Regions from separate parts of the Mus musculus genome. Here regions 1 and 2 are each linked to region 3. The links are chromatin loops, found by intact Hi-C in ENCODE. Cell type or tissue: left cerebral cortex. All regions are shown on one strand.

Region 1 (2,500 bases), 120 kb after region 3:
CCTTCACAGGACCTAGGGCCTCTCCATTGATGACGAATAGGCCATCTTCTGCTACATATGCAGCTAGAGCCATGAGTCCCACCATGTGTTTTCTTTGGTTGTTGGTTTAGTCCCAGGGAGCTCTGGGAGTACTGGTTAGTTCATACTGTTGTTCCTCCTATGGGGCTGTAAACCCCTTCAGACTTTGGGTACTTTCTCTAGCTCCTTCATTGGGGACCATGTGCTCTGTCCAATGGATGGCTGTGAGCATCCACTTCTGTATTTGCCAGGCACTGGCAGAGCCTCTCAGGAGAGAGCTATACCAGGCTCCTGTCAGCAAGCTCTTCTTGGCATCTGCAATAGTGTCTGGTTTTGGTGGTTGTTTATGGGATGGATCCCCAGGTGGAGCAGTCTCTAGATGGTCATTCCTTCAGTCTCTGCCCCAAAAGAATGTTTTCCTATAACTGAGACTGGTAAACCTAGGCTCTCAGGACATTTCCTGTGGGTAAGCACTGCATATATGGATAATGTGCCTTTTTCCAGGCTTCAGCAGAAAGCTTTCTCCCTAACCTAAGCTATGTATCTGCTTCCTCCTAGAGAACTGCCCAGCAAGCCAAGGAAAGAAGTCAGGTGAGACGACTCTCTCTGGCAACAAAGCACGGATCAGACATCACCCGGTTTCTGGTGAAGAAGTAAGGCGAGATATAAACAGAAGCAGATGGCCTGCAGGCAGAAGCAGTTGTCACAATTCATCTTCATGTATGTCTAGTATTTTAAGAATAGGAAGTTTTTAAATATAAGTCAATAACTGAAATTTAGATTTTTGCTAAGCTCTCTTAGTGTTACATACTTAACAGAAACTGAGGGATGATGGGAAGATTCTGGGGTCTTCCTGACTCATGAAGATTGTCAATTATGTTTCAGCAAGATTTTGTTCCGCTTTTTTTCCCCTTCTACACCTTAATCACTGCATTGGGCATGGATAGTGTGGGACAAATATATTCACGCAAACCTGACAGCTCTTGATCACCATTGCTTCTGGACTGTGTAGTATAAAGGGAACATTCCAGAACAATCAGGGACATTTTGGAGACAAGCCATGATTAGTAAGGAATGATTACAGCTCAGGCGCATGTTTGGGGTGCAGCCTCCTTGCTTGATTTCTGGGCCAGTCCTCTTCATTGAAGAGATGCTTTTGTTAATGAACTGATTGTAAGCTCACATGGTGTCTGTGTACAACTGCTGTGCTCTGAGTAACCATGAGAACAAGTGAGAGACCACAGTGCCGCACAGCCTCGCTTCTGTTTTCCTGTTTGCTCCCTTGTTTCCTGTCATGGTTTGTTTTGTTTTTAATGTATAAAATCAGGCTAATTGTCAAAACAGATTTTGTCTCCTGGTCCTCGTTTCCTGGTTTTAAAATCCTGGTAGTGATTTGTTTTGTTCTGTTCTTTCAATAAACCTTGTAATTTTTTAAAAATATTTTTAAATTATGGGTACGTGTATCCCTGTGGGGCCGGGGGAGATGCGCAGTTGCCCACAGAGGTGGTGTAGCTCCCAGGCCTGCCACACAGCAGCTCTGACAGATGCTGCAGACTGAGTTGCTAACCACGGGACCATCTCTCCTTCTCCATATCCTATTTTATTAGGTTTATTTCTGTTACCTCTTAAAAAGAAGGATGGCCAACAAATCGTGGTGGCGCACGCCTTTAGTTCCAGCATTCAGGAGGCAGAGGCAGGCGGATCTTTATGAGTCTGGGGCCAGCCTGGTCTACAGAGTGAGTTCTAGGTCAGGCAAGGCCATGTGGTAAGACCCCGTTTCCACAATAAAGTGACAGTGGGGTTGGGAGGTGGCTCAGTTGATGAGCTGCTGGCCACACAGCATAATAGCTTAAGTCTGAGCCACAGAACCTGTGTGAAAACCTAGGTGTGGTGGCACCTGTGACCCCAGCACCGAGTAGCCAGAAACAGAAGGATCCCTGGGGCTCCCAGGCCAACGGTCCAGGGAAGAGGTAAGCTTCTGGTTTAGTGACATCTGGCCTCCATGTGCATGTTCTCCATACACACATACACACAAGACTAATAGTGATAAAATTCACCACATAAAAACAACCAGAAGGTTAAATGTAGGTCAAACCCAATGGTAACATTAATGAGACACGTGCTAATGATGGACTGGAGAGGTGGCTCGGTGGGAAGAGCACGAACTGTCCTTCTCAAGCGCCAGGGTTTGGGTCCCAGGACCCACGTGGAAGCTCAGAACTGTCCCTCTTCTGGCCTTGGACACTAGCACACGAATTATCCATAGCTACACATGCAGGCAAAACACCCATACAAAGATGAATATAATAAATTTGAAAAAAATATTTAAGTAACCTTTTAAAAAGAAAATAGGGATAATGACAGGAAAGGGCGAAGCCATTCCAGCAACGTCCCCTGCAGGAAGAGTGACAATCAAAAAAGCATCACTCTCAGATCCAAGGAGGAATTCCATCCCCAGAGGCGCCCATGTGTGTACACTGGG
Region 2 (2,500 bases), 130 kb after region 3:
GAATGTGGTCAGGTGAGTGTCTCACAGTTGGGGGAATAAATAGCTCACAGCCTGAGGTTTCAAAATCGTTAATGTTCGACCCAGTGCCAGAGCTATGTTTAAGTTAAACTCGTATGGCATAAATGTGGTTCTTACCAAAGGGGAATCTTCTCACTGCCTGATGAGTGGGGCTGGCTGCCAGAAACTGCCTGAGGAAAAACTGTTCACTGCATTCATGTGAAATGTGGACCAACCATGTACTGACTGAAATATCGAGCTATTGAGCAATGGTCTAAGTCAACCGATATAGATAACCATCTCATGATGTTCTGAGGATGCTAAGTTGCCTTTATGTAAGAGCCAGGTATGTGACAGAGGGGACAGAGGAGCCCCTTCCCTGATGGCTTGTGCCAGAAGCGTGCAACACACTGAGCAGTCAGTTGAGCAGTTGTGTTGGGTGCTGGGGAGAGGGTCTATCTCTGAACAGGGCTTCTTGGCTTGAATTCTTCATCTCACTGGTTTTATTTCAAGTCTCACCTCTGCTTCTTGTCATTATTGTTTGTTTCCATTATTATTTGTATGCACAGACTGGCCTCAGCTCAGCAATCCTCCTGCTGTGGCCTCCTGCTCATCAGGACTACAAGCGTGAGCCATATTGGCTTCCCCTGTTTTTCCAAGTGCTGTGAACCCATTGCTGGGTGGAGTTCCCACACTGTTCTGCTGCAGGGATTTTCCAGATTTGCAGTTTGATTCAGTTGGCTCCAATGAATTGGTTGGAGGAATTTTTCCTTCGATGTTGCTAAGCAACTTCGTGTAACCTGTGGATCAATGGCCTCTGGTGGCATGATGCTTTGCAAGGCTGCACTCCCCTCAATGCCACGCTTCTTTTGCTATATTAGTTATATATTTCTATGTGTTTTGCCTGTGTGTGTATGTGTGTGTGTTTGTGCACATTGTGCATGCAGTGCCCTCAGAGGCCAGAAGAGGGTGTCAGTTACAGACAGTTGTAAGGTACCATGTGCATGTCAGGAGTCAAAACTGGGTCCTCCTAGAGCAACCAGTGCTCTTAACTGTTCAGCCCTCTCTCCAGCCCAGTGCTATGCTTTTAATACCATATTGATTTTAGGTTTTGTTGCTTTGTAAATACTACCTTCACTACAGTCAAACAAGGACAGGGTGTGTACTCTATAGATTTTGTGTAGTGAGTCTGAACAGCCCTGATCCCATACGGAGAGGTCTATAACAAAGAGGCTCAGACTAGAATACATTCCAGAGGGCTTCCTCAACACAGCAGCCCCACTCCAGAGCCCCCTGCTCAGGAGGACAGAGTGACTAAGGAATTGCACCTCCTTGTTTTTTCTTTTTTTCCTTTGTGAGTGTTCACACTTGTTAGTGAGGGTGGGTGTACACACGTCTGTAGACAGCAGAGGTCTTTGCTGGGTGCCTTCCTCAATCACACTCCACTTCTTCCCCCCAATACAGGGTCTCACTGTATAGCCCATGCTGGCCTGGAACTCCATAGACCAAGCTAGCCTTGAATTCAGATATCTGCTTGCCTTTGCCTCCTAAGTGCTGGGAATAAAGAAATTTGTGGTGGCACACACCCGGGATGCAGAAACGGGATCCTTCTGAGTTTAAGGCCAGCCTGGTCTACATAGGGAGCTGGAGGACAGACAGAACTATAGAGAGAGACTGTTTCAGAAACAACAAAAGCCATGTGTTGCCAGCTCACCTTAATTTTTTGAGACAGGCTTTCTTTCTCACAGAACCTGGAGCTAGGGTTGCTGTCGAGTAAGCTTTGGGGATCTGCAGGCTTTTTATTGGCTTATGGAGGTTGAGCGTTGGTCCCTTTATCAATATAAACGGAGCCATCTCCCTAGCCCCAAAGATCTGCATTGCTGATAAGGGCCCAGATGATACTGACACTATCTGGGACCCGAGCTTTAGATTCAGTCTCTAGGACGTGCACGCGCTTGTTTGACATCTTAGGTAATACAAAATCATTTCCAGAATTGTACCAATTACACTCCAGCCAGCCATGAAAAAGTGCCACACTAGATATCACCTGATGTATGCTCCCATAAGATGCAGGCTTCTGCCCAGCTCCTGTGTGTGAGGTGGCATTTCCTTGAGCCTGAGCCCTGTGTGTGTGAGCTGGCATCTTCCCATACCTTGTTCCTGAATTGCTTTTTCTTGGTCCTATGAAGAGAGGTTTTTCAATATCTGCTGTAGACATGAATCCTCTTTCTGTAAGAACAGCTGGTGCTGTTAACTTGTCATCTCTCCTGCCTGAACTATTTGTAGTTCTGTATATGTCTTGGATATTAATTGCCTGTCTGATGCATAACTTGGCAAGAATGGCTTTTCTCATCCTGTAGGCTGTTTTTCCGGGGAGTAACTGAGTGCATGCCCAGTGTACAAGGCCCTGGGTTTCATCTCCAACACTACAAAAGGAAAAGAAAAAAACAAACAAAAGCAAAACAAACAAACAAACCCAAGCCCTCTTCACTCTGGTGAGCTT
Region 3 (2,500 bases):
TGTGTGTGCGCACACACACGTGATAAAGCTCTGATAGGTTTTGTAACCATTGAATATGTCCATCAATCACATTACACCTGCTCCTAATCAACTCATCTCCTAAATTTGCCAACACTGCTCACCACAGTGCTTTTCTTTTTAATTTCTTTTTTTAATTTAATTTTTGTCTAGTGTATATAATGTTTTGAACAAGATTAGCCCTCATTAAAAAAAAAAAGATTAGCCCTCATAAGCTAATTTTTTTGTTTTGTTTTCTTTTGTTTTGTTTTTCGAGACAGGGTTTCTCTGTATAGCCCTGGCTGCCCTGGAACTCACTTTGTAGACCAGGCTGACCTCAAACACAGAAATCCTCCTGCCTCTGCCTCCCGAGTGCTGGGATTAAAGGCGTGCACCATCACGCCTGGCTATAAGCTAATATTTTTGAAGGCTTGGTTAGGAAGCATTGGGGGATATGGCCTTGTTGGAGGCAAGGTGTCAGCCAGGGGAGGGAGTAGGGTAGAGGTTAAAGTTCAAAAGCCCATGCCAGGCCCAGCTTCTCTCTGTCTCTATTTCTATTTCTATGTGTGCGTCTTTGTGCACACACACTCTGGTGGGAGCTATTGTCTCCTTGCCTTCAAGCTTTCCACCATGGTGATCATGAAGGAACCCTTGATGAAACTGTAAGGAAGCCCCCAATTAAATGCTTCCTTTTTCAGTTTGGTCCTGGCGTCTCTTCTCAGCGTTAGTAAGACAGCTCACTAGCTTTCCCTTCAGAGTGAGCCGTGTTTCTTTGTCAGTTCCCATCTTGGCAGCCTTGGTAAGCCTTATGTATCTCTTTTTCTTGATCTGCTATTGCCTCACATTTTCTTTTTTTCTGTAAATTGCAGCTGATTTATTTATGTCTTTTGCTTGGAGCAGTGTCTTCTGTAGTTCTGACTGGCCCAAATATACTTTGTAGTTGTGGATGACCTTTTTTTCCCCTTAAACTGATTTTCTTTCTTTCTTTCTATCTATCTATCTATCTATGTAATGCATGTGGGTACACTGTCACTGTCTTCAGACACACCAGAAGAGGGCATTGGAGATGATTGTGAGCCACCATGTGGTTGAACTCAGGACCTCTGGAAGAGAAGTCAGTGCTCTTAACCGCTGAGCCATCTCTCCAGCTCTCCAGCCCTGTGGATGACCTTAAATGCTGATCCTAGTGTCTTGGCTTCCTAAATCCTGAGATTATAGGAATTTATGATTCAACTGTCTGTAAGGCCTCTAAGTTGACCACACCCATCATTTTCCAGGAAAAAGAAACCAAGACACATTTTCTAATTGATATACTGGCTCTGGGCATATTTGGGAAGTTAGAAAATTCCTTATGGAAAAAAATTGCTAATATACAGTTATCAAGTAGCAGATGGAAGGTTGCCACATCCAAAGTATGCAGTATGTCTTGGTTTCTTTTTCCTCGAAAATGCTTGGTTTGACCAATGTCAGGATTTGGGAAGTCAAGGCAGTAGGATTAGAGTTTAAGGTCATCTATAATACATAATAATATATAAATAACACATATTCAAATATGTAACTGATTGAAAAACTAATGGTCAGTCCTGCCTAGCTATTGGCTAACATTCTGACTTCATGTTGCTCTGTTCTGCTCCCAGGTACTTACTCTGTAAGATTCTGACCCTATTAAATGTGCTAACATGACCCGCTTGCCCTTTCCTGTGAGGAGGTTACACTCCTGCTCCAGGACTCTGCCTTGGATCATGCACAGTTTCTAGCCCACTCCAGTTTCCATTTGGCTTTGCCTTAGTAGCTGCACTGGAACAAGCACCAGGAAGTTGGACTGGACTTCATTTCAATTATGTGAGTTTATCTGTGACCTCTCTGCTGACTTCTCATTTATTTATCAATTTTGCCAATAGTCTCTGAGCTCCTGTACCTCTCTCTGCTTTATCTCTCTTTGGCTGTAGAGGCAAGTGCTCCTTTATGTATAAATTCATGACAATTTTTTTAAACTAAATCTCACTGGAGGAAGTGGTACACTCCTTTAATCCCAGCACTTGGGAGGCAGAGAGGTAAACTCTCTATGAATTCAAGGCCAGCCAGGTCTGGTCTACATAGTAAGTTCTAGGACAACCAGAACTGAACAGTGAGACTGGTTAAGAGTTCTTGCTACTCTTCCAGAGGACCTGGGTTTGGGTCCCAGTGCCCACATTAATCACAACTGCCTCTGACTCCTGCTCTGGGTATCTAATACCACCCACTGGCACATATACTTACATGCACATACACACACATGGATGCACACATACATAGAATCAAATATAAAATCTTAAACAATAAAGTTATGTTTTGTTACAGTTTACATATTTTCTAAATATATTTTCCTAAATTAATTATTATTTAGCATTAAAATATACTGGAGTGCTTCTTTGAAGCCAAAGAGCTTCGTTACTGACATGATAATAATTTGGTTGTTTATACGTTTTGAAAAATATTAAAATGTTCCAAGTTACCATATTCT

The links. A loop is a pair of places that touch in the nucleus more often than their neighbours do. Peaks named below come from ENCODE experiments on the same cell type or tissue, not always from the same donor. Only the 100,000 strongest peaks of a DNase experiment are listed, where the experiment ranks them.
Region 1: a loop joins it to region 3, with 4 times the contacts of the local background. A loop is called at or near these places in 4 of 42 quality-filtered maps.
Region 2: a loop joins it to region 3, with 2.4 times the contacts of the local background. A loop is called at or near these places in 4 of 42 quality-filtered maps.

Annotation. Positions count from the first base shown.
Region 1 is chr1:127,953,142-127,955,641 of GRCm38, reverse strand. Zranb3 (zinc finger, RAN-binding domain containing 3) reads left to right here. Exons shown (of 21, transcript NM_027678.3): 21 at 577-1,463. The coding sequence ends at 675. Among named protein-coding and RNA genes, the nearest start is that of Gm28800, 6.5 kb to the left of the region's middle. In left cerebral cortex, no CTCF peak of the experiment used is centred here; DNase peaks (open chromatin) are centred at 670 and 1,212; H3K27ac peaks cover 1,845 bases.
Region 2 is chr1:127,946,614-127,949,113 of GRCm38, reverse strand. No RefSeq gene overlaps it. Among named protein-coding and RNA genes, the nearest start is that of Gm28800, 13 kb to the left of the region's middle. In left cerebral cortex, a CTCF peak has its summit at 956 (motif pointing right); DNase peaks (open chromatin) are centred at 149, 930 and 2,209; H3K27ac peaks cover 2,383 bases.
Region 3 is chr1:128,078,085-128,080,584 of GRCm38, reverse strand. The region is part of intron 2 of Zranb3 (zinc finger, RAN-binding domain containing 3); the gene reads left to right. Among named protein-coding and RNA genes, the nearest start is that of Zranb3, 23 kb to the left of the region's middle. In left cerebral cortex, a CTCF peak has its summit at 1,066 (motif pointing right); DNase peaks (open chromatin) are centred at 749, 1,061 and 2,148; H3K27ac peaks cover 2,373 bases.